Linked DNA regions of Mus musculus: region 2 is linked to region 1. The links are chromatin loops, found by intact Hi-C in ENCODE. Cell type or tissue: gastrocnemius. All regions are shown on one strand. Each heading gives the region's core, and the rest is flanking DNA. Links, peaks and the distances in the headings are about the cores only.

Region 1 (16,031 bases), core at 4,656-12,655:
CAGCCCGCTGCCTGGTGCCTTCAAGCACCAGGGCTGGGAAGAAGCTAAGTACGCAGTGGCCATTGGCTCTCTCTGCGCACTTTCCACCAGGTGAGATCAGCTTCCGAGTGCTCCCAACCCCAGCACCCCAGCGTCAGTGGTGTGTCTCGTTGTGTTTTAGCCCAGTGGAATGTTATACAGCTGTGTTGTGTTATAAAACGTGCTCCCTTTTATCCATGGGGAGCATGGATACACTGGATGCCTGAAGCAAAAGATTATTCCAAACCCCATATACACAGTATTTCCTTTTACACACACACACACACACACACACACACACAGACACACACACACAAATGTGTAATGTATAACATTTGGCACAGTAAGATTGACACCAATAGCTAAGGGTACAATGGAGGCACTACTATGTACTGACATTTTAAAGATTTATTTATTTATTTATTTATTTTATGTTTATGAGCACTCTGTCTGCATGCCAGAAGAGGGCATCAGATCTCTGTGTAGACGGTTGTGAGCCACCATATGGTTGCTCGGAATTGAACTCAGGACCTCTGGAAGAGCAGCCAGTGCTCTTAACCGCTGAGCCATCTCTCCAGCCCACATACTGACCATTTTAAAAAATAGAATGATCAGTTGCTTATTTCTGGAATTTTCTATCTAATATTTCCATACTGTAGTTGACACAGGTTACAAACTACAGAATGTGAAAGTAGGTAAGGGGAAAAACCACCACGATGTTGTGAAGAACTAGAGCTGATGTCTATGCATGATACTTGGCAAGGAAATGGTTTTCTGCTCCTGACTTTGGCCTCTGAGCCAGGCCCCCTCTTTGACCACTGTATTTTGGTCTTTAGTTTGGCTGTAAGGTAGTAGCTCCTTTGCATAAAGGAGCGGGTGCCTTTTAATGAGACATATACCCCACCACACACACACACACACTCACACACTCACACACTCTCTCTCTCTCACACACACTCACACACACTCACATACCCTGTGCTTCCCCACCAGCTTGTGTAAACAGGAACCATTTGCTAACGATCAGCCTCAGCTAGGAATATTTGCAGACACAAATGTGAAATCTCCCTTTATGGAGGTTGCTCCTGGATCGCATCTCTTCTCTGTCAGGGGCCCCTGTTCTTACCATTGGTCTTAGCCCTGTTAGCCCTGCGATGTTAACTTTGTGAAATGCCAGGGCTTGTAGCCCCGGGTGCCAGGCAGTTACCGGAGGGGAGTTGATCTTGGTGAGAGCAGACGCCCCTCCTTGGAGGCAGCCCTGCATGGGTCCGCTGAGGCCTTATCTGCCAATGACCTGGTTTTTGCCTGTTTTGCTTTCCTCTCACCCAGTCTCCTAGGCTCCATGTTTCCCATGCCCCGAGTTATCTATGCCATGGCTGAAGATGGACTACTGTTTAAATTTTTGGCCAAAATCAACAATAGGACCAAAACACCCGTAATCGCCACTGTGACCTCAGGCGCCATTGCTGGTGAGTATGCACTTACCGTTACAACTCGTTTCCCGGGCTGTTACTAAATCAGCACATGGAGGGGAGCGGATCTCGAATCTTCCTCGGCTGTGAACTGTGAAAAGCTGCAGCTCGTCTATTAGAACTTTATCAGACTGCCGCTGTTCACATTCAGGACTGGGCTCACCAAAAGATAACTGCGTTAATTTATTTTTTAAAAAAGATTTTTATTTTATGTGTATGGATGTGGCCCTGCATGTGTGTGTGTGTGTGTGTGCACCAAGTGTGTACCTGGTACCTATGGAGGCCAGAAGAGGAGCCAGGTTTCCCAAAACTAGATTTATAGATGGTTGTGAGCCAGCAACACTTGTCTGTTGGTAACCAAGCTCAAGTCCCCTGAAAGAGCAGCCAGTGCTCTTAATTGCTGAGCCATCTCTCCAGTTCTAGATACCTATACTTTGATAAAAGACAAACCAGAGGGTAAGATGCAATTATTCTTAGAGTTTAACTCTTATTGTCAGCCGGGCAATGGTGGCACATGCCTGTAATCCTAGCATTTGGGAGGCAGAGGCAGGTGGATTTCTGAGTTCGAGGCCTGGTCTACAGAGTGAGTTCTAAGACAGCCAGGGCTACACAGAGAAACCCTGTCTCAAAAAAAAAACAAAAACAAAAAAAACCAAAACAAACAAATAAACAAAAAAACCAACAACAACAAAAAACCTCTTATAGTCATCTCCGTGGGCAGGGCATGCACGCATGCACACACATACACACACATACACACATATGTACGCACTCCTATCCCTTCAGAGCCACCCATCTTCCCTGTCCGTTGAAGGTTTCCTGGTGTAGAATTTGGTAGGCTGACCTCTTGCATAATCCAAGCCAAGGGGACTTTCAGGTAATCATCTGCAAGTCCAGTATCCGTGAGTCTTACCTCATAGATTCCCCAGAAAAATGAACGTCTCCCAATCAGTTGAAAACAAAACAAAACAAAAACCCATGTACCATCTCTTTCTAGGGGCATATTACAGGTGTTCTTGTTTGCGCTCAAACAGTGGTAGACCCAGAGCAGAGGAGGTTATTTTTATGCTATCATGTTCATCCCCAAGAAGACAGCTGTGCTAGAAGAATTTGGTAAACTCAAGGACCATATAGGGGGCTGGAGAGATGGCTCAGTGTTTAAGAGCACTGACTGCTCTTCCGAAGGTCGAGTTCAATTCCCAGCAACCACATGGTGACTCACAATCATTTGTAATGCGATCTGATGTCTTCTTCTGATCTGTCTGAAAATAGCTACAGAGTACTCATACACACAAGAAATAAATCTTTAAAAAAATGTTAAAGGACCATATAATATAGTACTGGAGACCCGAAGGAAACTGAGGTGCACACAGCCCACTGTCCAGCTGGAGAAGGAGGGGCCTGGAGAGTCCCAAGGGTCACATCTAGGGAGGCTGAGCCACTCTTCATCCGTTAGTGTTCCTGCCAGAGTCAGTTCCTTGCAGCATCCGACTGGCGCCAGGGGTCTTGTGTGAGCCAGGTACCATACAACTTGTATCTCGGTGATTTCTTGAATGGCCACTAGTAAGAAAATGGGCCATTTACTAGTTGTGTTAGTATTTTTGCTTTATTAGTGTTTTGGCTTTGTGACTATTATATTAAGGAAAAGAAAACATGTTTCAATATTGCTGCCTGTAATTAGTGATTATAGCAGTGAGGTTACAATATGATGAGTAGAATTAGGCCACTGAAGAATTTGTTCAGTGTTTCCACATAATTTGACTTAGTTTCCTGCCCTTGCTCACAAAGGAGGTCCAATCATCTTTCAGGTGTCTATCAAGCACATGCCTCTTGCCAAACCAAGTGTTTGGTTTGTTTCCCCGCTTTGGTAGGATTAAGAGTTGGTATTCTAAGATCACCTCCGTGGAAGAAGTTTGTCTGGGTTTCTCTGTGAGCAGGGATAGAGGCAAGCGTGGCATGTGGGGTTGGTAGGTGTTCCAATTATCTGGAAGGCCTTCGCTGCTCTCTAACCGTATTATTCATCATCAATTTAAATCTGTTTGTCTTGCATCAATCTGATGGGGCTGCAGAGATGTTTGTGGACAGTCTCGTGATCATGCTTTAATTTGTATTGATTTGCATGTGATTTGAAAATATCCCAGAGTAGATCTTGCCAAATTATTGTTTTAAGTGGCAAAATTGGTATTACACGGACATAAATAGACAGCACAGGGAATTTTTAAACAAACACATGTTTATCGTACTACTGGGGATCGAAACCTAGACATTACATATGTCTACCGCTACCGCTATGTCTACTGCATTGTCTATCTCTACCGCTGACCCGGACCTCCTAAGCACGTGTGTTCTACTGGGTGGCAGGATGGGAGGGTTGGCTTGGTAATGGAGATGTCATCATTTAGAAATAACTTTGAACTTTTCATATGTGAGGAACGACCTTTCCCTACTTATCTGTCTACAGTAGGAGCCCCTGTGTCTTCCCAGAGCAGCCAGTCTCCCCATCACTGTTATCTCTAGATAGATGTGTCATTAGATCATAGTCTAGGAGTCCAGACACTGGCCTGCCTGCTTCAGGGCTGAGTACCTAGAACTTAGTGACTGGCATACTCTCAATTAGTGATGCCTGTCTGGATGAGTGAAGGTGGATGGAGGAGAGATGGGTGGGTGGAAGAGGAATGGGAAGATGGAGGAAGGTTGGATGGGTGGAGGAGGGATGGGTGAGTGGAAGAGGGATGAATGGTGGGTGGAGGAGGGATGGGAGGGTGGACGATCAGATGAAGGATGATGTAGAGACGAAGGTGTGCGAGGAGATGGACAGATGGAGCACAGATGGATGAATATGGATAGATATAGACAGAGGAAGATGAAATGGGTGAAAAGATGGATGTGTGGATGTGACTGTCTGAGCACCACTAACATGTGGCAGAAGTCACAGTGGGGTCGGAGTTACAAGAACCTGATCCTGGCTCTTCCATTCACTACTAGCTGTATAACCTTAACTGAACTTGCTAACTGAACTTGCTAACTTAAAACAGTATTCATCTGTAGTGTTAGCCTAGAAGATCATTATACACACACACACACACACACACACACACACACACACACACACACACACACACACACGGCATTCTATGAAATTTTTCATGTTATTTCTTGAGAACTCTCTTCCAACCTTGAGCCTGACTTCAATTGAGCAATGCCTCTCATGGATAGGCTGAGTGAGGGTGGGGCTGGAAGTACCCAGATTACAGGTAGGTGGCAGTCCTGACCATAGGACCGCCAGAGGGCCACTCACAGCCCCATGTCTGTCTTCTCCCCAGCTGTGATGGCCTTCCTCTTTGAACTGAAGGACCTGGTGGACCTCATGTCCATTGGCACTCTCCTGGCTTACTCTTTGGTGGCTGCCTGTGTTTTGGTCTTACGGTACGTATGGCATCCCTGAGGTCAATGACAAATGGTAAACAGACGCTTGTGGCTGTTTTAACAGTGCTGACGAGGGGGGTTGTGAGTTCATAGTTTTCAGGCCATACTAGCTGAATTGGAGAATGTCGGGTAGGTGGGATGTGGTCGGTGGTACACCCAGCCCCCACCCCATCCACCAGGGTCCCTATCGTGTCCCCTATCTTTCTGGCTAAGTGTCCCCAGCACCAGCATTGGTCTGAATCTGGGATCGGAAACTTAGAAGGCATAGGGCAGTGACTTCAGTCGGCCCGACTGTTGGGGTAGATGATTCCCAGGACTGCATTAGAAGAACCTCGGGCCTATGTATACTGTAGCTTCTGAGTGTCTGTAGCTCTCAGGGACACTGGATTCTCATTGTTTTTATTTTAACGACAACAGCATTAAAGTGGCTTCAGGGCCACTGAAGCTGGGTGCTCTAGCGCCTCACCCACACAGAGCCTTCCCAAAGCCTATGCCTGTACCCCATCTTTGCTTGGACATGGAAGAACAGGCTTCTGCTCTAGGGATGTCCTGAGGTGGCATTTGTCATGAGAACATGCATTCACAGTGACTGTTTGTGGCACAACCATCGCTTCCTTTCCTCCTTCAGGCGTTTGTTAGAAAGCAAAAAGCCATTTCCATAAAGCCTGGGCTGATCCCTGCTAGCAACTGCAAATTCAGCCTAAACTAGTTCATAGACCTCTTCAATTCTAGAGGCTCAACCCTAACATGTTCTTTGAGACCCACCTACTTTCTTTCTTTTTTTTTTAAATTTATTTTATGTATGCAAGTGCACTGTAGCTGTGTTCAGACACACCAGAAGAGGGCATTGGATCCGATTACAGAAGATGGTTGTGAGCCACCATGTGGTTGCTGGGATTTGAACTCAGGACCTCTGGAAGAGCAGTCAGTGCTCTCAACCGCTGAGCCATCTCTTCAGCCCCCACCTACTTTCTTAATTGGCTAAAATACAATGCCTTCGTGAGTCTGTAGGAAGAACAGTTAACTAGCTTGATACCCTTGATACACACGCTTCTTGCGCTTGGACTTGATTGTCCTCAAAACAATTCAAAAGGGACTCTGCTTTTCAAAGCTGTTGAGGATGGACGGTCTGGTTGGGAAGGCAAGGACCTGCCCTCATGTAATCACATGCTTCATCTGCAGGTAGCCTGGGTCATTAGAGGCTCAACCCTAACGTGGGGCTCAACCATTCCACAGGGTCCATTCTTCACAGGCTCTGTCGGTACGCACTCCATGGAACTTAGCGTTTTAGAATAGCTTTATCCAGTTACGGCATGTAGACAGAGCTTACCAGTCCTCCATTGATCTGTCCTTTGTTCTTGTATTGCTAGAGTCTGCACCGTTCTACTGGTTTATGACCTGTGTCCCAGGCACCTTAACCTTTGAATGCACAGTGAGAACTCAGACTGATGTGCGTGTCCTTTCTTAACAAAAGCCGCTATCAGCACTCATGCAGTGGGCATGTCTTTACAGGTACCAGCCAGAACAACCTAATCTGGTATACCAGATGGCCAGAACCACCGAGGAGCTAGATCGAGTAGATCAGAATGAGCTGGTCAGTGCCAGTGAATCACAGACAGGCTTTTTACCGGTAGCCGAGAAGTTTTCTCTGAAATCCATCCTCTCACCCAAGAACGTGGAGCCCTCCAAATTCTCAGGGCTAATTGTGAACATTTCAGCCGGCCTCCTAGGTAAGAGCTCCCGTTTTCCTGGGAAGGGGTTTGGAGTCTACGTCTGTGGTGCTGTGTGGCTTCTGCTCCACAGGCATGAGAGTTGGGTAGGGATGTGGGATGCTGGGAAAGATGAGGGTCTGGTTTGATACCCAGCTATGACACCAGCTTTTCATTCCTATGGAATTTATGACACAGAAGCAGTCTCCTTTTTTTTTTAATTAGGTATTTAGCTCATTTACATTTCCAATGCTATACCAAAAGTCCCCCATACCCACCCACCCCCACTCCCCTACCCACCCACTCCCCCTTTTTGGCCCTGGCATTCCCCTGTACTGGGGCATATAAAGTTTGCATGTCCAATGGGCCTCTCTTTCCACAGAAGCAGTCTCCTTTTGGAGGATTTGAATATATATATATATATATATATATATATATATATATATATATATATATATATATATATATATACACACATTATGTATATATGTATATATATGTGTATATATATCTTCAAATATATATCTTCAAATACATATACATATTGTATTATGTATATATGTATGTATATATACATATAATGTGTGTGTATATATGTATGTATGTGTATATATATGTATATATGTGTGTGTATATATGTATATATATGTGTATGTGTGTGTATGTATATGTGTGTGTGTATATATATATATATATATATATATAATTCCCCAATTCTAATTCTTTTCCTCTCTCACAGCCGCTCTTATCATCACCGTGTGCATTGTGGCCGTGCTTGGAAGAGAGGCCCTGGCCGAAGGGACACTGTGGGCAGTCTTTGTAATGACAGGGTCAGTCCTCCTCTGCATGCTGGTGACAGGCATCATCTGGAGACAGCCTGAGAGCAAGACCAAGCTCTCATTTAAGGTGAGCAGCTTGGCAGGCCTGCAGGAAAAATACCAATAGGTCGAGAGCGTGGTTTTTTTCTGTAAGAAAGCTGAACCTTTGTGGCTCGGCCAGACTTGGGAGCTTCGGGAGGCCAGTCTGGCCAGCTCACCTCAGGGACCCTCAGAGCACAAAATGTCTTGTTAAGCAGGAGCCCCTATGTCTCCCCAGTCCTCAGTTAGTAGGGCATACCCTGTCTCTAAGGGCCTCTTGTTAAATATCCTGATGAATTGCCTGACATTGTTTGGCCTTGGAGGTGACCCAAGGTATCTGCAGTTTTAATAATTTAATATAATAATAATAATAATAACAAATAATAATAATAATAACAATATCAACATAGTTTAACCTTGGGGATAAAATGGATATCCCTCTTCTAGTCTCTTTATGAGGAATGTTTGGGCAATTCTTTTTGGAGTGGGCTGTTGAGTTTGCCACCTCCCATCAGATCTGATGGCGCCTCATGTCTCTGCAGGTACCCTTTGTCCCCGTACTTCCTGTCTTGAGCATCTTCGTGAACATCTATCTCATGATGCAGCTGGACCAGGGCACGTGGGTCCGGTTTGCAGTGTGGATGCTGATAGGTATGTATGGGATGGTGTGTGCTTTGCTGGGTGAACCCGCATTCGATACCCAGCTTCTCTCTGTAAGGCCGAGCGTTTTCCCCTCCTGCTTCCTGACTGGCTAGTTAATGTAGCAGAACCCGCCTCCTTTCACCTCAGACAACATGGAGAAACAGGAGTTGTCAGTGGCTTACTCTAAAACTCCTGACACGTTGTGGAATCTCCTTCCCCTTTAGATACCTTTCATAGCCGGCTGCCCAAGAGAGTTCTCTCTCCAGGCATATCTTGAAGTTAAAAAAGCATGAGGTGAGAGAGATAGTTATTAAGAAAGCACCAGTTACTCTGGATAGGAAGGCTAAGTTGCACCTACTTGCCCAGTACCTGGCTCTGGGCTCTTCCGAGTACCTCTGCCAGTAGGACCACGAGCGTGTGGGAGCTGCTGGGAAGCTCTTGATGGAACGGCAGCTCTCGAGACAATCGGGGCTTGAGCAACCTGGGGATTGTGTACAGTTTAGTCCGGAGTTGTCTGCCTGGATGCTGGCCATCCCTCACTAGGGCTGATGTTGTGTCTCTCCCTACCAAGAGTGTGCCACTCTGTTCCCAATCTCCACCCCAGGCATCTGGCCTGGGGGCTGTAGAAGCTGGTTTCAGGCCTTCTCATTCTGTCTGATGGCCTAGGAGACCCTGGGCCCTGAGACCCTGGAACCTCGTGAGAAGCACCTTGCCTTATTTCTTTGTACATTCCAGGGACCTGTCTTCATTCGGCTTCAAAGTCTAGAGAGGTGCCCACAGCTCACTGTGACCCATTTCTTGGTGGTGGAGGTATGGGGTCTTCTCCTAAACTCCCCCTGCCTTGGGCCGGTGAGCCCTCGGGACTGTATTCCTGTGTGGGTTGCACAGGTGACCCTGAGCCATGTGTTCACAGTCCCTTGTGGGTCAGTCCTTTAAAGCATCACTGCAGATGTGGAGAGCCCTGGATGCTGGGTCAATACTGTGTACGGCCCTTGTTGACTGTCTCCTTCAGTCTAATGGGTTACTTAGGAAAAAAAAAAAAAATCAGAGCTACTAAGCCAGTCTAGGCTGGAAGTCCCAACCTGGGAAGGAACAGTGTCTCTCTGGTACTCTGATGCCACCTAGTGGTGGAAAACAGCTCAACGTCTTCTGTGACCTTCCACCCAGCCTGCTGCTCAGGGAAGCCCCTGTGCACCGCCCAGGATATACACAGTGCAAGCAGGACAGTGACTTTGGCTAATCCCATCCGGGGCCGTGTGTCGCCTCTCCGGGTGTCGAAGTCTACCTGGGCCCCCCCTGCGGGTCTGGCAGCCCTGCCTGCACTCTTCACCCTTCTGTCCCCTTTTCCCCCGTAGGTTTCACCATCTATTTCGGTTATGGGATCTGGCACAGTGAGGAAGCGTCCCTGGCTGCTGGCCAGGCAAAGACTCCTGACAGCAACTTGGACCAGTGCAAATGACGTGCAGCCCCACCCACCAGGGTGACAGCGGTTGACGGGTGCCCGTAGAAGCCTGGGACCCTCACAATCTCTCCACTCATGCCTCAGGATCAGCTCACACCCCCAATGTCACCAAAGCTGGTTTGCTGCCAGCTCGTGAGATCCTGGTCATTTCTGGACAGTCCCTTGGTTTACTCATCTCCCTCTGAACAAAGAAAGCAGCCCTTCTCCTTGCCGGCCGGCCGGGCGCTTCGCTGCTGCGGCCCCAGCAGAAGGGAGGCCCCCTTCTCCTCTCACTTGGGAAGCAGGCCTCCCTCCCTCCCTGGGACCACCCTGGCATCGCCCATGTGCACACTCCAGATGGCTAGTGAGCCTCTCCCTGTCAGCCCAGGACAGTCTCCTGACCACAAGATGCAAGACTATCCCAGCGAGGAAGCATGTGCCCCAACAGTGCTGCCCGACAGCCCATCAACTACAGAATACCTAAAGAGGAGGAACAGGCCCACATCTTACTGCTTTCTGGCTGGGGTGGTAGGATGGGGTCCCGGGTCTGCACAGAAGCATCTGTGCAGAACACAGCACGGTGTGAGCCGTTCAGGTGTGAGCCGCTCATCTCGAGCACAGAAGACGGGAGATCCCTGGAGTGACCAGTAGTGTCGAGATGAGACGGCCAGCTCAGCCCGCGTGGACTAGGGTGACATTCTCTGGTCTCATTCCTAGCAGGCCTGGGTTGGCTTTTGCTGCTCTTGGCGCCTTGTCCCCACTGTCCTGAGTCACTGGAACACAAGGCTGTATCCGTAGGGTTATTTCATTCTCTCGGGTCTTCTAAAGTTCTTCAGACAGGTGGCACTCAATGTGGGGTGGTGACGCCTTTCTGGCCACTGACGTGATCTGTGTGGCCTTTTACATCTAAGGAGTACTGCGGAGTCCTCCCCCTGCTGCTTGCTGTGAATCACTCCACTGGATTAACTTGGGGCTTAATGTTACCTTGGAAGATAGCCAAATCATTACCGACTGCCATATCAGCTTGCGGTTCAAGATGTGTGGCCTGCGCAGGAGATGGCTTGGGGTCCTATTGCTATTCCTCTTGTAGCTGTGGTGCCTTTGCCTGCTGCTGGTGAGATTTCCACCCTGGCCTGGACCTTATTCCCCTTCATTTCCCCTCCCCCACCCCACGCTCCATATCTCTCGGGGTGTGGCCTGAGGGCTGACACCTCTTCATTTACTCTTTGTAGATAGAAACTGCTTGAGAGTGCTGGTGGATTCTCAGAACCAGCAGGGTGCCCTTCCCCCACCCCACATCCCCCTTCCACCATATTGGGGTGGCGAAGCCTAGTGTCTTAGTCTAATGTTAATGCTGTTTATAAAGCCAAGCTTTCTTTTCTGTCTGGCTTTTGACCCAAGTCTGGTGGAAACAGGCTGAGTAGGTAGACTGATGGCCCTGTCTTTCCTCTGCTTTGGAAGATTCTTGAGAATGGAAGAGTTAGTGGGGCTGGACAGGCGTGTAGCCTAGTGGTAGCACACTTCCCCAGCCTACACAGGGCCTCAGCTTCCACCCCCAGCACTACGTATGGAAAATTAGGGAGATTAGAGAAACCACCTAATTGCTGGGTCAGCCAGTGGAGGACAGCTGAGCATCCAAGAGCCAGGCCCTGACCACCGTCCAGGCACTTTGTCTCCTAGGCTGCCTGAAAACACTGCAAAGGGAGTATTATAAGACCCTACATGTTGAGTTTCTAAAGGTATTTAAAGTTATGTAGATTGGTGCTGTAAAATATTTTGATAAATATTAACTTATTTTATTCGGGTCTTGATTACCTATTGTCTTCTTAGGGTCTGTTAAGTATCTGTCTGGGTTTTTTTTTTCCTTGTTACTTGAGAGAGAGAGAGAGAGAGAGAGAGAGAGAGAGAGAGAGAGAGGGCCCAGTGAGGTGTTGGAAGAATCTTTTAAAGTTTAGTGTCTTTGGCTTCTTTTTTGAGACAAGGTTTCACACTCTAGCTGGCCTGGAATAGGATTATCGTTGCCCAGTGTGGCCTCTGCCTCAGGCTCCCGAGTGCTAAGAGCATAGGCGTGAGCCTCCGCTCCTCCTGCTGAACTGTCTCTTGCTTTCTGGGTAAAACCTCCCTGTCTAAGGCAGCCTAACCATGTGTTTACAGTTGACGTTTCAGCCAGCAGCTTGTATCCCACCAAGGGGAAAGGTGTGTATCTAGGGGTTTGATCTGTCACCATCCCTCCTGAGGACCGCAAGCAACGGTCTATATATACATCTGTTCTATATGTTTCCCTGTGCGACACAGGAGCAAACACAGGCCCTGGCGGGGTGGGGTGGGGTCGGGGGGGGGGGCATCCTGAACCCACTTCCTAGTCAGGAAAAGATGCTTGAAGGCGGTGTGCCTAGTTAGTTGATTGGCCACTGAGCTCTTACTAAGAGTGGACACTTTTGGGGGTACACAGGAACAATGATGTATATAGTTATGCCTGGAGCGAGCCTCTAATGTGCTTTTTATTATGCCCCCAGTTCCTTCTGAAAGGAAAACACAAGCCCCAAACCCAAACAACACACACACACACACACACACACACACACACACACACACACACACACACACACATCCCTCCAGACCAACAGCAGGTGGTATCCCGTCTCCTAGCCTCCTGCCCAAAGAAGAGTCCCATTGGGTTTCAAAGCATGGCCAGCATTTCCTACCTAGCTGGAACTTAGACATTCTAAAGACACATTCCCATGCCTTGTTTACCTGCAGCTAGTATATTCACATTGAAAAGACCCATTTTTCCAGGAGCCTGTGCTCTTCCTGTCTCTGGGTCTAAGTTCATGAAGAAGCCAATACCCAGGAGTGGGGCACAAGATGTCTCCACCTTTCAGAAGGTGGCCCTGGTCATGGTGGTAGTGGTAGGTGGTGTCTATAGAGACATTAACCCTCCCACCCCACACCCCCGTGTATATTTGTGGAAGGGTGGGTGCACACCTAGGCCCATCCCCCATCCCTGCCCATCTCCTACAGCCAGGCCTTTGTGGATTTATTTTGCAAACAAAGAAAAAATGAGAGTCTGACCCGGGCAGTTTCTGGAAGATTGCTGGCTTTATTCTGTTTTCAGTTGTTCACAGTTTGGTTTTACAGTATGCAAATTCTGCCTGTCATCTGATATCCCCTCTGCTGGTGACTTGACTTGGGAACCACATACCAAGCACCTGCCTGAGGCTTGATGGTCAGAAGTGTCTGCAGGTTTCTCCACCTGCCCCTAGCAGCCAAGGGTTGGACATACCCCACCCCCAGCCCCAACTCCTGAGCACATCTGGTACAGCCGGTGTGTGCACAGCTAAGGGAATATGTACCCTGCTCCACCTGTCTACTGCCTGATGCTCTCATGCATAGGGCTGGGATTACCAGTGGCCGTGTTTGTACCTTGGCCCTAACCCCACACAGACATTCTGAATTTCGGAGTGTTCATAGTCTCCTCTAGCAAGGAACTTGCCCAGCACTGGGTAGAAGCTTGGCAACAGCAGTGTGAGAGACCGGGTTCCTAGGATAAGCGTGGACACGCCCCACGGGCTCACTCATGTCTACTGGCAAAGCCATGGCCACTGCTGATCTGTGTACCTCCCTGCAATGGAAACATGGCTGGCTTCCGCCAGGGCCCATCCTTTCTGACTTGAGCATCTTATGTCCCCACAGATAGTTATTTCATCCTAATAAAAGCTTACTGTTTTGTTGGCTCCCAAGCATTAAGGAATCTTAAGTGGGGAATCTAAGTGCCAGGGTGCCCACCCCTTGGGGTGTTGGTGGGTGATGCAAACAGGGATGTTTGAGTCCAGGTATGGTTGGGCTAGCGAAGGGAGTGGCCAGACAGAGAATACATGGCCCATGGAACTGTTAGAGAACTCAGAGTCAGCGCTGAATGTATGTCATGTTATATAATTCAAACCGCGTCTGTTTGCCTTCATCATGAGAGGATTGTACATAAGGTTCCTGGGGGGAGAGCGAGTGGTCCGTTTCTTTAGGCTTGTTTTGGTTTGCGAAATACTTTGATTGTCACAGTGGTGCAAGTGAAACGTGCTACACTCCAATGTGGTTAGGATGAAAATTTTAGGGCAAAAATAAATAAATAAAAATTAAAAAAAAAATCTACCAGCTGGTTTTCACCTCCGTTACGCTCGCCTGGTCTTTCTGTGTCCACTGCTCCACTGAGCCGGGGAATATGGTGTAGCCAAAGGTCTTGAGACACGGTGATGACCAAGGAGCCTTCCTGGACCATCCTGTTACACGTGCTGAATGGCTGGCTCAAAAGCCCAGGAGAGACGAAAGTCCATGTCCAAAGATGTTCTCAGGGCGCTGGCACGTCCAGCAGTGTCAGGAAGCAAGGTTTAGGAAGCTACATCATGCACGCTAGTTTATTGATAAGTGTCACCTTTCGTGCTCTGACAAGCTTTTTGAGTTTGGAACTTATTTTCCAATTTGAGAAGTTATAATATATCTTTGTATTTAAGATATTTACTGCTTTGTTTGTGCCTTGAAGCTTCGATGGGTTTAAGGATCACAGAGGGGCCAGGATACTAACGAGGGCTGGTTTATTTGCAAACCTGAATACTTGTGTTGTGGTTTCTCCAGGACAATTTTTTTATTATTATTTCTACTGAACATGGAGCCATTATTAAAAAGAGTTATGTGTGGTTTTTCATTATGTAAATTGTATATATATTTTTTTGCTTGTTTGAGGTTCTATTTTTCTAATAGTCTTCTTACAGTTTCTTATAATGATGACATTAGATTAAGTCCGATACTAACTGTAAATCAAGCTGGTTTCTGCTGGATTCCCGTGGATTAATTCTATTTTATTTTAAGGCCAAGTGCAGGTGTCATCCACCACCCTTTTGAAAAAAAATGTGAAATTTATGTTTCCCCTCGTTGCTGAATACATTGTACACTGGCAAGACCCCTCCCATACTTATGTGTTGTAAAATCAAAGCTGTTTTGTGGTACATTGTGTCATGCTCCTGCAGACGCTAATAAACCCTGTCTGGCTTCCACAACTCACTGTGTGGTCTCAAGCGGGCTAGCAGCTCTTGCCTAGTTCCCGAGCGTGTCCATTCTGGAGGGCAAAGGGTCCATTTGTCATCTTTAGCATCTTTCTGCTGCATAGGACGAAGCCAGTGGCTTTATTTCTATGGCATGGATTTTTCTAGAAGCCATTTGGGAAAGGCTGAGGCCTGCACTTCTAGATCCTTGCTGACTCCCTACCTCACCCCTCCAGACTCACCTGGGGTTAGGGCTACAGACTTCATCAACCATCGGACTTAAGTAAACCGCAAAACCCCTCGGTCCACAGACACCAGAGGCTTGCCCTTGCTGTCACACGCACCATCTTGGAGGAAACAAGTTTTATGCAGAGCACAGGCTGGGAATGAGATTGCAGTTTATCTAAGGATGATTGATAGCACATTCCCATGCACTCCATGGAAGGGCACACTCTTCATTCATTCATTCATTCATTCATTCATTCATTCACTTATAGCACAGGAGACACGTTCAGCTGACTTGATAGTTGTGGGAAGCCACATGTGCCATTGCAGGGTGGCGCTGGCTACCGCTGGCCATCACACATACATAGGCAGTAAAGTTTTTTGCCAAGATGAGGTTTTGAGAGTTAACCAATCAGATGAGAGACAAGTTAACCAATCAGATGAGAGACAAGTTAACCAATCAGATGAGAGACATGTTAACCAATCAGATGTGAGACATGCAAATGAGGTGGTAAGCATAACCCATGCATAACCAATCCGTGTGTGAGACATGCCTCTCCTAGGCCTATATAAGCAGCACCAGTTCTGGGCTTGGGGTCTCTTCGCCTCTGCAATCAAGCTCTCCCAGTAAACGTGTGCAGAAGGATCCTGTTGCAGTGTCATTCTTGCTGGCGAGTCGGGCGCATGCAAGAGATAGTGGTGGTGGCAGACACTCAGGAGTATGATTCTGGCCCCTGGCAGGTGCCGGATCAGAAATAAGTGTCAGGAATCAGGGCACACGTCACACACCTGACCCCCTGGGGGGTACAGATCCCCGAGCTTGGGTGTCAAAACAGTGATGTGCATTGTTGGGTGTATGTAGGAGCAATTTGGGGATTTTGGTTTCTTTTAAAAACATAGGAATAAGAATACATTTCCATTTTAATCCCAGGTGTGGGGTATGGGGCTGCCCCAGACCGTCCATTTAGCAGCTGACTATGATTTGCCTCATGCTCTAGCAGGGACGTGATTTTGCCAGCTGCTCAGTTTCTGACATTATGTGACGTTTGGAATTCTGGGAACTCCCAGTGTGGGTTGGTGGTTGGTTGTGGTGTGTTAAGCAGTCATGTGCAAAGAAACAAGAAGAAGAAATCAGATATCCTGACAGTGGAGATCAAACTTGCCCCAAGGAACTTGATGTCCCTAATCAACAGGAAGTAGTCCAATGT
Region 2 (16,031 bases), core at 3,667-11,666, 120 kb before region 1:
GTTCTGGGCCATCAACTACAATTGAGGCTGAACCTTTACCATTAGCCTTCCATGGTCTCTCACAGTGCCAAGCCTCAGCTGCTCTTCATGACACCTTCATGCCTTCAAAACAAGTTCCACCTGGGTAACTCTTACACATTACCAAGTATGGCTGTAGCATGAGGTACAATCTTGGGTATCTCTGGAAGACAGCTTCTTTGTGCCCTCAGAAAACACTTCCCAGAAGATTTCACCTCAGCAATGCTGGTCTCTTCTTAATCACCACTAATTTCTTAGCTCCAGCTAACCAGCATCAATTGTCCCAGAACTCCCTTCTTTTATTGACTCTTAAGCAAGAGGCACATGGCCAAAGATGATGAGTTCTCCTCCTTGCAGGAGCTGGAACATGGCCCCCTTGTTCTATTACATTATCATTAGCTTTCTGTTTTCTAACTCCTTCACTGCCTAAGCTTGGCTTCCCTGGATCTTGCTCTGTAGATTGACCTTGAACAGAGATCTGCATAGCTTTATCTCCTGGGATTCAAGGTGTGTACTACCGTACCTGGGCCTAAATTTAGCTTGGTAGGATCTTAGCCCAAAGTCTCTTAATCTGTTATCTCCTAGAACACAGTATTCAGTTCCATTTCACTTCTTGGTGTCCCTTTAATACTTGAATCATAAATTTTATATATTTCCTTTTTAAGCTTGCTACTCTTGTTCAAATGCTCTTCATGAGACTTAACCAAAGAACAAAGTCTATGATGGACTTTTTTGAGATTTCCTGTGTCAATGCAATTAATATAACTCTCTTTACCTTAGCCTCAGGTAGACTCTTCAGACAAGGACAGAAAACAGCCACATTCTCCACCAAAATACCACAAAAATAGTCTCTACACCACATACTGAAATTCTTTTCTGAAACCTTTTGGGCCAGGTCTGCATAGTTCAAATCACTCACAGTAACAGAGTCTTTCATATTCCTGCTAGGATAGTTCATTAAGCCCCCACTTAAAAATTTCACTTCTTTTCAAAGCCAAAGTCCCAAAATACACATTATTCCAAACAAAAGCATGATCAGGCCTTTCACAGCAATACCCCACTCCTGGTACCAGCTTCCGTCTTAGAGTTTACTGACTCCCAGGCAGCTAGGATGAGGGTCTTAAAGCCTACACCCACAGTGCCACACCTACTCCAATAAAGCCACACCTCCTAATAATGCCACTCTCTGGGCCAAGCATATACAAACCATCACAATGTCTGTGTGCCACATGAATACAGCATCCATGAAGGCCAGAAGAGGGCAACGGATCTCTTCAAACTCGAGTTACAGGAGGTTGTGAGTTACCCTAGGGCCGAATCAATAGTAGGGATCACAAACATTATTTTGAGTGGCTCACAAGCCTGATCAGTAAAACCTAAAAAACAGGAAGTATTACACAAGTTGCAAATAAAGCCTCCTGGAGTTCATTGGCATGATAGCAGTGTAAGGACGGTAAATGTAACAGGTGTTAACATCTCACACAGGACTTGGAACCTGCTCACTTCTGGACAATTCTGGGACCCTTGTTGCAAAGCCTGCAGATACCAATGCTGATTTTCTTTGATATGAGATATGACATTACACAACTCTTCCTAGGCCTTACTCTTGCTGCACTTGAGTGGTTCCTATTCCTACGGCTCTGGTGTATGCAGTCAGGATCTCCACTATCTGCTTAGGGTCATTTGGGCCTGCTTCAGCCAGTCCTGTGCCACTCTTCTGGACTCCCCTTTGAGCTGATTGACAAACTTTGCTGCCAGCTCCAGGTCACCATGCTCAATACAATAGGAGGCATATGAGATCAATTTAAATGTATTTATATCTTCAGGGTAGAGCTCCACTGGGGGCTTCAGTTGCTTAGGCAGGAACAGGAGTAGGGACTGTAAGTAGGAAAGGAAATATTGGTACAGGCCTCTGGAAGAATAGTCAGTGCCCTTAGTCTCCAAATTACCTCTTCAATCCACTTTAAAAATCTCTCTCTCTCTCTCCCTCTGTGTGTGTGTGTGTGTGTGTGTGTGTGTGTGTGTGTGTGTGTTAAAACAAACCAAATCAACCCCTTCACTTGGTCTTTATAGTAAAAGGTTCATACTGAGGCACATATACCTAACAAGAAAGGGCTCTGATTAAAGAAATGGCCCTCTGTTCTAGGATCAAATCCCATTGCTTCTGCTTTCTCTTATGCAGATATAAGCAAGTTCTCTGAACTCTTGAAGCTTAGGGAATCCTAGCTCATGGAGTTTGTTAGGAGCAGAACAGAACCTCTAGAATAGTCTTGATATTTAAATGTGCATAAATCATAAGAGCATCTTGTTAGAGGGCAGGGTGCTTTCAGAGGTGTGGGTGGAGCCTGCATTTCTAACACTTCACAGAGCCATTGACATCACACATACATGGATCTCACTTTGAGAAGCTGATACACAGAGATCTGTCTTATGTGGAGTCTTCATAGATGCTGCTCCCCGATGCAGGAAGCACCTCATGGCTCAGAACAATACCAGGTGTGTGTGTGTGTGTGTGTGTGTGTGTGTGTGGTGCCTGTGTACAAGCATACACATGCAGCTGTATGTGTAAAGTGTGTAATATATTTCTTGAAATGTTGATCAGGGTGCATAGGAGCTAGTTGGAGTTAGGAGGCTTGATCCTTGGGTTTATCCTACAGTCAGCGATTCTGCATATTTCTCCTTCAGAGATCCTTGCACCAACAACTCCTGGAGTGACCTGGGTCAGTACTGGACCAGATCCTTCCTGCCTTCGGGCTTGACCAGAGGTCTTTGTGCTGCCCATAGGTGTGACAGGATATTTGAACCTGCTTCTACTTAGGGTGTGGCTCAACTCTTAGCACACACCTTTAATCTCAAACACTGAAGCTAAAATTAGTTTGTAGAAGGAAGCACCCATGTTTGAAAGAGATGCCTGAGTGGCAGACAAAGTGATGAATCAGAGAAAGATCTGACAGAATAGGATATGCCCAACTCTCAGGAGAAGAGTTGGAAAGGGAAGCTACTTAAAGGAGAGACAGACAGGACAGGAGTAAGAGAGTACAGAGCAGGAAGTCAGTAGAGTTGAGAAGGAGAGTGGAGCAGCACTGAGAGGGGGGAGGAGGCAGTGTTACTGGGAGAGTTTTACAGAGACAGATTGAAGAGAACAAGCTAAACACAGATAAAGACAGAAGGAGCAAGAGAATGAGAAGGAGCCCAAAGATTAGAACAGATTGCTAAAGTTAGTTCAAGGCCAAGCAGAGCAATTCAGAGACCGAGAGAAAAGCCAGATTGAATACGTCAGCTGGGAGAGGAGTTTGAGCCAGAATAGCTTAGTTGAACCAGCCAGCCAGAGCTCAGAAACAACAAGAAAGAGCTTATTTAGCAGCAGGTCTCAGAGGCTGAAACCTTCCAGGCCTAGATACGATTGTACAGAGGCTAGACGCTTCCAGGACTAGGCCTAGGTTAGCAAAAGGAGGCAGGAACCATAGAAGACAACAATTACCTCGGGCACATAATAGATACTTTTATGTATAAGTAGCTTGTAGATATTCCATCTGGCCCCAGGCATAATGGCTCCCCTTCTGCTGTGGTGCCTGAGACTTGGTTTCCCATACCTGGAGACAGGTGGGACATTCTGCATGTGCTCCACTGGAAGCCTGAAGAGCAACCATCTGGGGAGCAGGGACTGTCAGAGGACAAAGGGAGACCATGCTCTGCTCCAGAGTGGGTAGCAGCTGCAGGGGGTCATTCCTTGCATGGAATTCAGCAGGGCACAGATGCCTAGAACCTGATAGAATTAATTTTCACGGTGGATTTTTGTTGTTGTTGTTTGTTTGTTTGTTTGTTTGTTTTCGAGACAGGGTTTTTCTGTGTAGCCCTGGCTGTCCTGGAACTCACTTTGTAGACCAGGCTGGCCTCGAACTCAGAAATCTGCCTGCCTCTGCCTTCAAAGTGCTGGGATTAAAGGCGTGCATGCGCCACTACTGCCCGGCTGCACCGTAGATTTTGAGGCTTGCTCCTCTGTGGGGAGTAGGGCATCTTTGTGTGCATGGATGGCTTTGAAAGGAATATGCAGCTCTCCTATGAACAAGCCATCCTGGAGCATGAGGCCCCTACCCTGTCAGAACTCTTCTAGACCCGTCTTGGGACAGTGATGGAGGGGCTTCCCCTCCTTGGAACACCACACTCATTTCAAAGGACCCCTTTTTCTAGACCTGGAAGATGATGGCAAAGATGGTCCTGTCTTAAGCATGCTTGAAAACACAAAGGCATTTGCACAAACAGCACCCTGAATAAGCGCCAACAGCTCGTGACCTTGAGGGCGGGGCCCAGCTCTTCCTGCAAGGTGCGGGTCAGTGGCTCCTTGTTCTCAGAAGGCGTGGCCAAACTCTTGCAGAGTACAGTATCAGGAAAGACCTGCTCCAAGTGGGTCTAGTCCTCTAATCTTTTGCCTGCACAACCCCTGGGGCCTCTAGCTGGCATCCATATCTTTATACTCTTGGAAAATCAATATCCCCCTTTTTTTTCTTTGTTCCCAATGAATGAATTTGGGGGATAGCACCAGAATCAGAAAAGTTTCTATGAATTTCTTCCAGACTCGGAGTCTGGGAATCCTCGTGGGTGGCCGGGGGCCTGCTCTGAGTATTTTTCAATGCAGAAAAGGGCGTATTTGAGCAGCTGGCTCAGAAATAGACTAAATCTGTCTATAGCGTAATTGGTGCAGAAAGAGCTGGAAGACAAATTGAGAATGGTGGGTGTAAACAGAAGGGAAAGGTGGCAGAAGGGGAGCCAGATGGATGAGCCCAGACACAAAACACACACAAACAAAGGCTGCTAGGGACACCAGGAGGGCGCGTTTGCATGTGGGGACCAGAACTGGACTCCTTGGCTTGGAGGTTTGCGGTCCTAGGTCTGCTCCTGGAACCCTGCGAAGTCAGGCTCTGTAGAGGGCGATCGCTACGGCAGGTGGTCCAAATGGCCTCATTAGTGAATTCAGAACACAAAATCTTGGTCTAATTATTCAATTCCTTAAAGAATTTAGTTTGCTAAGAGCCTAGGGTGCGCGCGCGTGAGTGTGTGAGTGTGTGTGTGTGTGTGTGTGTGTGTGTGATATTTTGATTACAACGTACAATTTTTTCCCTTTACATAGCTGCATTCCATGGCAGCCTGTATCTGCTTTGCAGTGTGACAGAGGACAAGGACACCTTTCTTGTGATAGAATATATTACACATGTGACACCCACCCACCCCCAGTGCCAACTCTGTTGACAAATTTTGCTGTTTGACCAAACCCTCTCGAAGCAAGGAAGAATGGGTAGTCAGAGTGTCTGCTGCAAAGTACTTTAGCTATCTTGTCAGCAGCAGATGGACCCGCTGTCACCAAGCAAGCGACAGGTCAACGTCTGTGCAACTTCTGTGTCGGCTCAATACATACTTATAATTAAAGAATAATAAAATTTGCATTTGCTTACAAACAGGGAGGATCTTCTGTACAGCAGAGACCATCACAGCGAGAGATGCCAGTGAGCCAGGTGCACGTAACAGCGTAACAACAAGTAATTACATTGCCCTTTTCAGAGGCGCCATGCATGGCCCACCCAATTAAGCCTCCTAGAGTAACTTCCTGATGGCCCATCGTTTCTAACATCCCTTCCCCATTTATCATATCAGTGTTGCTTTCTGCATCTGCTTTCTTTCCTAGTCTGCCCCCCCCTCCACCTCTGCCGCCGCCGTCAAATTTCACGGTTCCCCAAAACGAAAAACAAAACTGCCGGTTCTCATTTCTTTGGGGGAAATTAGTCTTGTTTCTTCCCATAAATCATAAGCATACTTCAGCTGTAAACAGCATTAGCAACCGTGGAAGTAAATTGACTGCAGTGCTCCGAGAGACCAGAGGGTGCTGAGCAAGGTTTGGTAATTGTGACTTAGGGAGGGGTGGTGGGCAGTTGGGGGACTGGGGAGAATCGTGGGTGACTCCGTTCTTCTCTTTGAATGTGGGGATGTCCTCCCTGGCTGGGCATGGGTAGCCCTAGGCCGTGGTATAACAATTATGAATAGCATCTTTCTGGAAATGTTGCACTTTGGGTGATAAATTATATGGTAATTCAAATTAAGGTGTAAACAAGATAGAAACAAAAGCTTGTTTTGTAAAAGAAGCCAGACCAAAAGGCCACCTGTTATACAAAATGTCTAGAAAAGGCAAGTCCATAGGAAAAAACATATTAATGGTTATAAGAGGTCAGAGATAGGGAATTCCCATTAATCGGTAGAATTTCTTTTTTTTGGGGGGGGGTAGGATTTATTTAGGGAAGAGGGCAATGGTCTTACAATGGTAGTATGCCTATGCCAATACCTACATTGTGCACTTTAGGTGAGTAAATTAGGGTTCAACAAAATTGTTCTGTTAAAACAGAAGTTTAAAAATAATTAGGACGGGCTGGAGAGGTGGCTCAGAGGTTAAGAGCACTGACTACTCTTCCAGAGGTTCTGAGTTCAAATCCCAGCAACCACATCCATCTCACACAACCACAACCAGCTCACAGCCATCTGTAATGGGAGCCAAAGCTCTCTTATGGTGTACTAATATAAACAAAATAAATAAATCTTTAAATCTTTAAAAGATAATTAGGACACAGAAATCCTGCAAAGAAAAAAAACTAAAAAGTTTGCTCTCCATCTTTCTAACGGTGAGCACTGCTTCTCATACTCTTACGAATTGGCTTGGTGAAGGGGTTGTAGTGACACATGTTGGCCTCCAGAGGGCGCCTCGAACACAACCCGGTTTTTATGAACTTGGTTGGGGCAAGAAAAAGCAATGTTTCTCTATGGTCATTGCTAGGAATCAAAGGTGGGTTTGCAGTTTGGGAGGGGAAGAAAAGATCAGTAGGACAAGGGAAGAGAAAGGTAGCGAGCTTGGGGTTTTTGCTCTCACCCCCCATGCCCGAGGAGCTAAACCCTTTGTGTAGCACTGCATTAGAGTCCAGCCACTGGAAAGCAAAATATGACCCCAAAAGGGACTACTTGACACTCAGACCCCACGTCCTTATTCTTCAGAAATTTCTTAAAATGAAACTCATTCCAATCCAGACACCAACCAGCACTGGTATCACCTTTTAAAGAAAAGGAGTTGACCAGAACTCAGTTTCCAGCAGCCACACCAGGTGGCTCACAACTATGTGTGACTCCAATTCCAGGGGATCTGTGTTCATATGCGCATAACCACACATAGACACACACAAACACAGATAATTAAAAATAAAACAAATCTTTTGGTTGTTGTTGTTTTTTCGAGACAGGGTTTCTCTGTGTAGCCCTGGCTGTCTCGGAACTCACTTTGTAGACCAGGCTGGCCTCGAACTCAGAAATCCGCCTGCTTCTGCCTCCCAAGTGCTGGGATTAAAGGCGTGCGCCACCACCGCCCGGCTAAAACACATCTTTAAAAAATACTCAACAGTGAAATATATTTAAAAAAAAAAAAGCATTTCACTTTGTGCGTTTTTATATCTTGAACTTCCAGACAGAGCCTGGCACTTAGCAATGGGCAATTGGGTGAGTGGGTGAAAGGTTACACATACACCTGGGGCATTTAGCCTGGGTAGCCAACAGAGGGCGCTATATACCTAGAGAAGCAAGGCGAGCGCCCAGCGCAGGACCTTTCCTGAGACAAACTCAGATTTCTGGTCTGCTTGTAACAAAGGCAGAGATCCGCGCAATTCAACCTGGAGCTGCGGCCAGCGCAGAATCCCAACATCCACATGCAGGTGGCAGGGAAGAGTCAGGCATTTTCCTTGCTTAGCCGTCCCCTTAGCATCAAGAAAAGAAAACCAGACGGACTGAGTTTTTGTACACAGAGATGATATTCAAGAAAAGGAATGATTCTGGGAAAGCCCACTGTGAGCTAGACCTTAAGCTCCATCTCCAGCCTTTGCCTGGCGTGTCTCAGAAGCCAGAGTTAGACATAAATCCCTGTAAACTCTCCAGCAGAGTCTATAATGGGGCTGCTGCCCAAATGGACAGAGCTGAGCGCTCTCAAGGATAAGCCTTGCACCGAACAGTATTTCTGGCAAATCAACGCTCTACCCACTCCCTAAACAGAGTCCACAAACACCAGGGTAGGTAAGGAAATAAGAGTGCTCTCCTGACCACTGGGCTGCACTGCCTGCAGGCGTGAGTGAGCTTACCCTGATACCCTAGGAGTCTCAGACCAGACCGTTGGGTTTAGAAGCAATAGGAGGAATGGAGTGGCGCCAGACACACCTGCCGTTGAACCATTTTATCTGATTCTTTTCCAGCTGTGTGTCTGTTCCTTTCATTAGTTCTTGAATTTGTGTCTCTCTCTGCTGTGATCAGAAAGTCTTCCCAAAGAGAATGGCAGGCAGGAATCGATGGGAATGGAGGGCGGAACGGGGTGGGGGTGGGGGGTTCTTCTTCAAAGCCCCCAAAGAAGCTCTTGCCCTGAGTCCAAGAGGGAAGCACAAATCCACCCTCAGGCACGTCCTCCGTGTGCAGCCATCTTGGCATCTAGAAGGCTGCTTACGGACAAATCAAGAAAACTAGCCAGGCAGTAGTGGCGCACGCCTTTAATCCCAACACTTGGGAGGCAGAGGCAGGTGGATTTCTGAGTTTGAGGTCTACAGCCTGGTTTACAGAGTGAGTTTCAAAACAGCCAGGGAAACCCTGATTCGAAAAAAAAAAAACAAAGCAAACAAACAAAACAAAGAAAGAGAGAGAGAGAAAGAAAGAAGGAAAGAAAGAGAAGAAAAGAAAGAGAGAAGGAAAGAAAGAAAATGAGTCATTTGGTCGGTGAGGGATTGAGTTGCTAGTGTGATGAGTTCCATGGGAAGGATTAAGGAAGGGAGCCTGTGAATTAATGAAGAGAAAGCTCAGAAAAGTTTCTTATTTGCCGTGGTGGTCACCTGCTGTAGTCATGCATAGCCTTTGTGTCTGGCTATGAGTGAAATGTTCCAGCAAAGCTTTTGCTATGTTGGGGGTTAATCAGGAGAGGCTGAGAAATTGTTCTGAGTCTGTTTGAACCTCGAGGAAATGTTTTCTTCCTGGAGAATCGGCACTTGGTGCTACACAAGAGCTTGTAGCTGCACCAACCTTGGTCCTAAGACACTCCTGGCAAACCTGGAGTTCTTCCTTCTGATTCTGGCTCGCCATGGTCGGAAGGGACTGAGCTTTGCGCGGGTGGTCTGCACTCTCGGACATCAAGGGGAAGATGACTTTGGTACTTGCAACCTTTCCCAGTCCGAATTAATTTTGTGTGATTAGTGAATAAAAGTAACTGGAGTGAGCTAGTCTTTTCCAAGAAGGCTTAGCACCCTGGTGAGCTTCTCTCTCTACTGCGGCACCCACGACCACCATCTACCATCACCCATAGACAGTATGGTGGGATCTCTGAGCCAAGGGAGGGGAGAAAACAAGATCCAGGATGAAAGGCACACATAACCTTTGTATCTACCATAAGCCTTACACAGCACAAAAGCTAGGCAGATACCCTACCCTCTATGCTGCTAGAATCTACTTTCCTATTGATAGTCATTACTCACTATGTTCCATCTGGGCTGTTCTTAACTCCCATTGGCCGGCCCCCAGGGCCACAATTTCTTTACTCATAATCCACTGTAGCTTCTCCCTCTTTCTCCTGCACTCTTGCCCCCTCCTGGTTCTCCTCTGACACCAAGCCTGGGAAACCTAAATTCTGCCTATTTGTCTTCTGCCCACCTATTAGCTGTCCACATCTTTATTTACCAATCAGAAATAACCCGGGGGCAGGGTCCTTAGCGTCTTACGTGTGGATTCTCCTCTCTGAGGCAACCAGCCTTGGGACTCAATATTAGCATTAGAGTACAAGCAGCATTAGGCCAACCCACCACACTGCTTCATAAAAAACGGTACAGGCTACATGATGTCAAGTTGGCTACCTCATCACCCCAGCCCTCTCGGGGGAGAGATAAGACCTTTTTCCTTTCCCTGAGATAGAGCCTTTAAAATGGTCATGTGTCAGTTGGCCATTGCTGTCTGCCTGATCCTTCTGGCATAAATAAATCTTCTTTGTGCTGAGGGTTTGGTGTCTGGGTGTGTTCTGTGCCAACTCCTAGGACCCTTCAAAATCTCTCCCCAGAGATAAGCTACCCTCTGGCTAGTGCCTTATATTCTCCCAGTATGAGATCTCTGGGGAAATTCCCATTTTTCAGGGGTCCATTGTGTCAACAATCTGACAGATCGAGACACATAAGTGACTCTTTAGAATTTTTATGGTTGCCGGGCCAGTTACACCACCACAGGTGCCCTGTCAAGCGTCCTGCTAGCGGGTGTGGCGTCCCAACCGTGGGATGCCTATTCTGCTGGATATGGTAGAATGGTGGCTCGTGTCCAGACAGACCACACCAGAACAAAGCAGCTCTACATGGCAGAGGTTTATTGGAGACCAAGAGGGGAAAGAGAGGAAGGGTCTGTCTTTTCTTTAGGCTGTGATGTAAGTAACCTGTTTGCAGGTAAATGTGGGAAGTGGATTCTGGGAAGGTATGTGGTTGCCCTGGCAACAGATGCCACCTATGTGCGACATCCCTGAATTTGGAGCAGATCTGCCAAGCTGGCTCTTGATACCAACACACTGACCATTGAAAACTTGAACATTCTTCTTGGAGGAAAACTAGAGAGATCTAAGCATAAAGCTGGGATTGGTCACGTGTGGGCATTGTGAAGAATGGTTGGTAAGCAGGTGACTAAAGAGACCAGAATCATCTAAACCCAAGGGGACTCAAGAAGGTAAAGTGGCCTGAGGGAATAATGTGGTGTGTGGAGTCCTGAGGTCATGTCCTGTTTAGAGGATGGTACCCTATGAGCCCAAGATGCAGCGATAAGAGGGGGCTTGTGCAAACCAACTGGCAAGGAGTGGGGGCACAGACTTTGCCCAGCACATCCCCAGGGCGAGCAGGACTCCTTCTCCCACCTTAAGACTTTCTGAATATCTCTACATCGCTGCTTGCAAAGAGAGCCTCTCTGGCCCATTATTCATGTCCAGAGACCCCTGCACCTGTCTGACCCTAAGTTCATAATGGCCAGTTCTAGGTTGGAAACAGGTGTAGCAGACAGAACAACGGCCCCCTCTGCTACCCCTGGGGCCACTGTAATGAATGATAACACACTGGTAGCTTCAAACAACAGAAGTAAGTTTTTCCTACGCCTCTGGAGGCCACAAGTCAGAAGTCATCAGGGCTACTTCCTCTTGGAAGGTTCCAGAGAGAATCAGCCCGTTTGCCTCTTCCAGCTTCTGGTGTCTCTAGATGTCCTTGACGCTGTTCAATGCTTTGACTCCGCCTTTCCATGACTGCCTTCAGGGTGCCACTCTTGAAATGTTTTGGGGTATCCATCGTAGAAGACTACCTGCAAACAGTTTTAAGCCAATAGAAGTCATTATTTAGCCAGCCAGTGACTACACTGGGTCTCAAAACAGTGTAGCCCTGAGCCTTTCTCAGGATGAGCTTTTAAGCACAAAACCCACACCCTGGGCTGACACACTTCAGTTAACAAGAACAGTTAGTCAGGATCAGAACTGCGGAAGCCAAAAAGCAAGGCTAGTACCTTCAGGGACTTTCACAGAACTGTGGATGTTGATGGATTCGGTCTTTGCTCTCATTTGGCAGGTGTTGCTGCATGAACACTGAATTCTGTGCTTTGAATGAAACTCCCATCATGGCGTCAGCTGTGTTACGGTCTGGGGCCTGTAATAAAGCCTCCCCTTTTCCCTGGTAAGGAAACTCACCACCGAAGGAGGGCCTGTCCTAAGGCTACAGTGATTTTTATCTCCAGATGCTCAGTGACACTTGGGAAGGCGTGTTTACTACATGAGGCCATATTGTGAGGTTCAGGGAGTTAAGGCATGTCCTTTAGAGGTCATGATTCAACCTATGACACTGATCCACTTCAGATTTCTAAAGGACTGTCATGCTTAGGCCAGCCTCTGGGGACAGGACAAGCTTCCCCGGGGACAGTATAACCACGGGCCACTTGCCACACATGTCCCTCGCTGTCACAGCTTGCTCTTCTGTGAAGAAAAGCTGATCACTTTGTTCAGTTGATGACTCCCAGTCCGGCTGGCTGCACCAGGTCTTGCCTGCCAGCTAAGTACTTACAGCCTTGAGCTGAGCATCACCCTGCCGGCAGAGATGACTTAAGAACAAGTGTGGTTTGAGGCCAGAGTGGTCAACAATTTGAGTTCCAGGACAGTCAGGGCTACATAGAAAAAAAAACACAAAACCTGTCAAAAAAACCAAAACCAAAACAAAACAAAACAAAAACAAAAAAACAAAACAAAACAAAAAAAAACCCAAAAAAACAAGCCAAGCCAAACCAAACTAAACCAACAGAAACAAAAAGCTAAAAACAAAAACAAACAAAAAGTTTGGGAAATCCCCCTTCTGAAGTTGTTATCTCTTATCAACCTAGAAAGAATATCCCAGAGAAGTTGGGCACACACAGGCATGAGTCAAAAGCAGGCTGGGCTACACACATTTTGCCCAACGTACAACTTTCTCATCTTTTTCCCCTAAGGGGAACCCGTGGCAGATCAGCCTGGAGCAGCTCATCCTGCATCTGCCCTCTGCTTGGCTTTCATTCTCTGTTTTTGTTTCATTTCGGGTCTACTGAGTGCTGAGATTAAAGGCCTGCTCCACTCTCATTTCACTCAAAACAGATTGCGCTCTTGCTTAGGCAGGCCTCAGCCTAGAACAGCTAACTGCCAGGCTGGGAAAAGCTCAAAAAAAGCAGTAGCCAGCTTTGGAGCACCTGGGAACTTGGGAGTGAGGAAGAAAAGGGAAGTTATCCAAGGGTTTAGACCAGAGATGCTAGAGTCTGATGAGGTCTGAACCCTAGATCTCCCTCTGGGCATGCACATAATTAATGGTGGGTGTGGTAGTTGGAATGAGAATGGCTCCCATGGTTCATATATTTGAATGCTTGGTTCCCAGTTGGTGGAACTGTTTGAGAAGGATTAGGAGGCGTGGCCTTGCTGGAGGAGCTGAGTCACTGGGGTGGGTTTTGAGGTTTCAAAAGCCCAAGCCATTCCCTGTGAGCCGTTTTGGTCTGTCTCCTACCTGTGGATCAGATGTAAGCTCTCAAGCTGATGCTCCATCACTCCTGCCTGCTGCCCTGCTTCCTGCCTTGCTGACCATAGACTCTGCTACACTGTCCCCTAAATTAAATGCTTTCTTTTTCAAGTTGTCTTGGTCATGGTGTTTCTCTGCAGAAGAGGAGAAGTAACCAGGGCAGTGGCTAAATTGCTAACCTCCTCCGACTTCCTTTGAAAGACTCCCCTAGCATCCATCAGTGGCTGGGTTTGCTCTCAAGCACGGTAAACAAACAAACAAAAATAGATACAGGGACTGAACAAGTATCTGGGTGAACTGTAACATTCTGAGTTGGGCTCACAGTGTATGCTCTGCAGGTGTTCATTGTCAAGGAAACTCTTTAAGATGATGTTGTAGAAGCTAGAGAGATGGCTCAGCCATTGGGAACACTGGCTGCTTTTCCAAAGGACCTGGGTTAGATTCCCGACGACCTACATGGCAGATCACAACTCCAGGTGATCTGATGCCCTCTTCTGGCCTCCACAGGTACTGCACACACACATGGCACACCAACATGTATGCTTGCAGAACACCAATACACATAAAATAAAGAAAATACTGGCTTTTCACACCCATGATCTGACCCCACAATACTCAGCACTAATGAACCATAACCAGGACTGTGAACTATTCACCTCTATGGGATCAATGTTTCCACTTTTTACCCTATATATCATCCCAAAGGCCTTTTACTGCCCAGTGAAGACTTTCTCCCCATGATCTAATTTATGCAAAATGCAAGGTTGGGTTTCTAGACAATAGGAACTGAGCAGAAGAAATTTATTACCATGCTCCCTGCCATTGTCTCTAGACAATCATTCTGGGCCGTGGAAGGATTTCCCACATAGTACTTCAATGTCCAGCTATCACACTGTGTCCTGTGAACAGGAACTCACTTTCCTTGCAACAAAAATTTCCAGTAAGGTCCATGGAACATTGGCCGGCTTTAAGGCTGTGGTCGAGAAGACTAACTGGCTCTTGCAAGTGACTTCCCAATGACTTCTGCAGGATAACCTGGCACACAACGCATCTGCTCCCATCCCTATTCAGTCTGCAAAAAGGAAAGCCATTAATGACACTTGTCCCTTTCACCTCCCACACTGACCTGGGACCTGGCCATTTTCTTGCGCTCCCCCCACCCCCACTCCCAATAACACCATGCCACCTAGCTGACACAGAAAACCAAGGGTATAAAGTGTTAATGGTGCACACAGCAGTTCACGGGATGCCGAGGTGGGAGACAGAGGCGGGAGAGATTTCAGGGGTGCCATGCTTGTTAGATCGTGGGCAGTGCTTGCCTAGCGGAGGCTGGAAAGAGTATTTAAGAGAGGTGGCCAGCAGCACTGTAGGTACTGAGAGTTCTACCAGCGCTTAGCAAGGGAAATTTGCTTCTTGGCTCCAGAGCCTTCCTTCCCGAGTTGTCTGCCAAAGGGCAATGGGAACAAACTCGAGGAATGTGCTCTGCAAACCTGGGAGAGGCCAAGGACTAGCACCTGGAAGGAGAAGAGCCCCTGGGGTCATGGCTGCGTGTCCCAGCACAAACCCAGGAGCAGGAAGTGAATCAATGAAGGCTCCCAGGGATGGTGGGCAGGAGGTGCCCGGGGTGGTGGATGGATGGGACAGCCTCTAAAGTGATGGCCTGCAGCAAAGCTGCAAGCCCTGACTTCAGACAGGCAGGCAGCATTTAATAACAGCCTGCCAACATGCCAGTGAGTCAGTCTAAAGGCACGGGAGGGCGAGCATTGCAGCTCCAAGGCCCAGCCCACAAGCTTCGCTTTCCTTGTCCATCTGCCAGGAGCCTAGGGCCTGGGGTGCCTGCTGGCTTTCTGCTGCAGCTCAGAGCACAGGCATTCCACTCTTCAAGAAGCTGCAAGGGTTATCTTTAACCTGAGCTCTTGGGCCATCCGTGCAAGAATGTGTGTGGCTTTCTGGGTTAGCACTATTACACTTCACATTGACATGGTGATCGATGCTCTTTGGAAACCCTTAAGGACTAGCAATGAAGATGGGGAGGGTTTTTTACTGTATAGAACAATTTCTTATTTTTTTTCCATTTAAAGTTTATTGGTTGATTAATTGAGCGTGAGTATTGTGTTTACGCACACACACACCACACACACCCTACTGAGCCTGTTTAGTGTTGCTCAGATATACATAGGCTTAGAGATAACCACTGGGCTTGGATAACCTATTGGGGGGGGCTCTTCCCTGGAGAAGATTGACCTTCCCTCTCTCAGCAGCCATTAACCATTTATTGATTGTAGCTGTTCATCTAGGGGCAGGGTTTGTAACATGTCCCCTATTCACGCTGGCACTCACCCGACAATGCTTCATTGTGCAAAATCTTGTGTATGCAGCCATATTGTTGAGATTTCATGAGTACATTCTCTCTCCAAGCAGACTTCTTGGTCCATTGACTTTTAACGTCTTCCTGCACCCTCTTCTGCAATGTTCTCTAAGCCATGGGTTGTGTTGTAGATGCATTAATCAGGGTTGGACAACTTTTATTTCTTATTCCTCCAAACACAAAAGGTGAGCCAGAACCTTGGTTAGGTCTTAAATCTGGGACAAATGGCTGATGTACCCATTTAACACTTCCAAGTGGATGCTGGCTGCCAGCTTCTCTCTGTACCCCTCAGTCCCCTGTTACAGGGCCCTCCTGGCTGGCATACCCTGGCCTCTACCCTAAGCTTTTCCAGCCCAGGGGCTATAGAGCCCAGCCATTGTGATTATCTGGTCCTTCCATCTACTCTCCTGGCCAGGCTCATGGCCCAAGCTTCCCCTCTCGGTTGGTGGGGCTCTCCCCTCTCTTTCCCCCCTCTCCTCACATGGCTCAGGGTCATGTCCACTCTCCCAGATGTCCCTCTGTCTGTGTTCTTTCTTTTGCCTACAGCCTTGTCC

The links. Peaks named below come from ENCODE experiments on the same cell type or tissue, not always from the same donor. Only the 100,000 strongest peaks of a DNase experiment are listed, where the experiment ranks them.
Region 2: it touches region 1 in a loop (6-fold over the local background); 40 of 42 quality-filtered maps call a loop at or near these places.

Annotation. Positions count from the first base shown.
Region 1 is chr5:148,325,992-148,342,022 of GRCm38, reverse strand. It overlaps Slc7a1 (solute carrier family 7 (cationic amino acid transporter, y+ system), member 1), which reads left to right. Exons shown (of 13, transcript NM_007513.4): 7 at 1-90; 8 at 1,348-1,487; 9 at 4,814-4,916; 10 at 6,429-6,646; 11 at 7,365-7,531; 12 at 8,025-8,133; 13 at 9,480-14,613. The coding sequence ends at 9,583. Among named protein-coding and RNA genes, the nearest start is that of Slc7a1, 66 kb to the left of the region's middle. In gastrocnemius, for the core only: a CTCF peak has its summit at 9,259 (motif pointing left); DNase peaks (open chromatin) are centred at 9,276, 9,525, 10,390 and 10,717.
Region 2 is chr5:148,442,735-148,458,765 of GRCm38, reverse strand. No RefSeq gene overlaps it. Among named protein-coding and RNA genes, the nearest start is that of Slc7a1, 51 kb to the right of the region's middle. In gastrocnemius, for the core only: CTCF peaks have their summits at 6,752 (motif pointing right) and 7,600 (motif pointing right); DNase peaks (open chromatin) are centred at 5,887, 6,773, 7,638, 8,088 and 6 more places.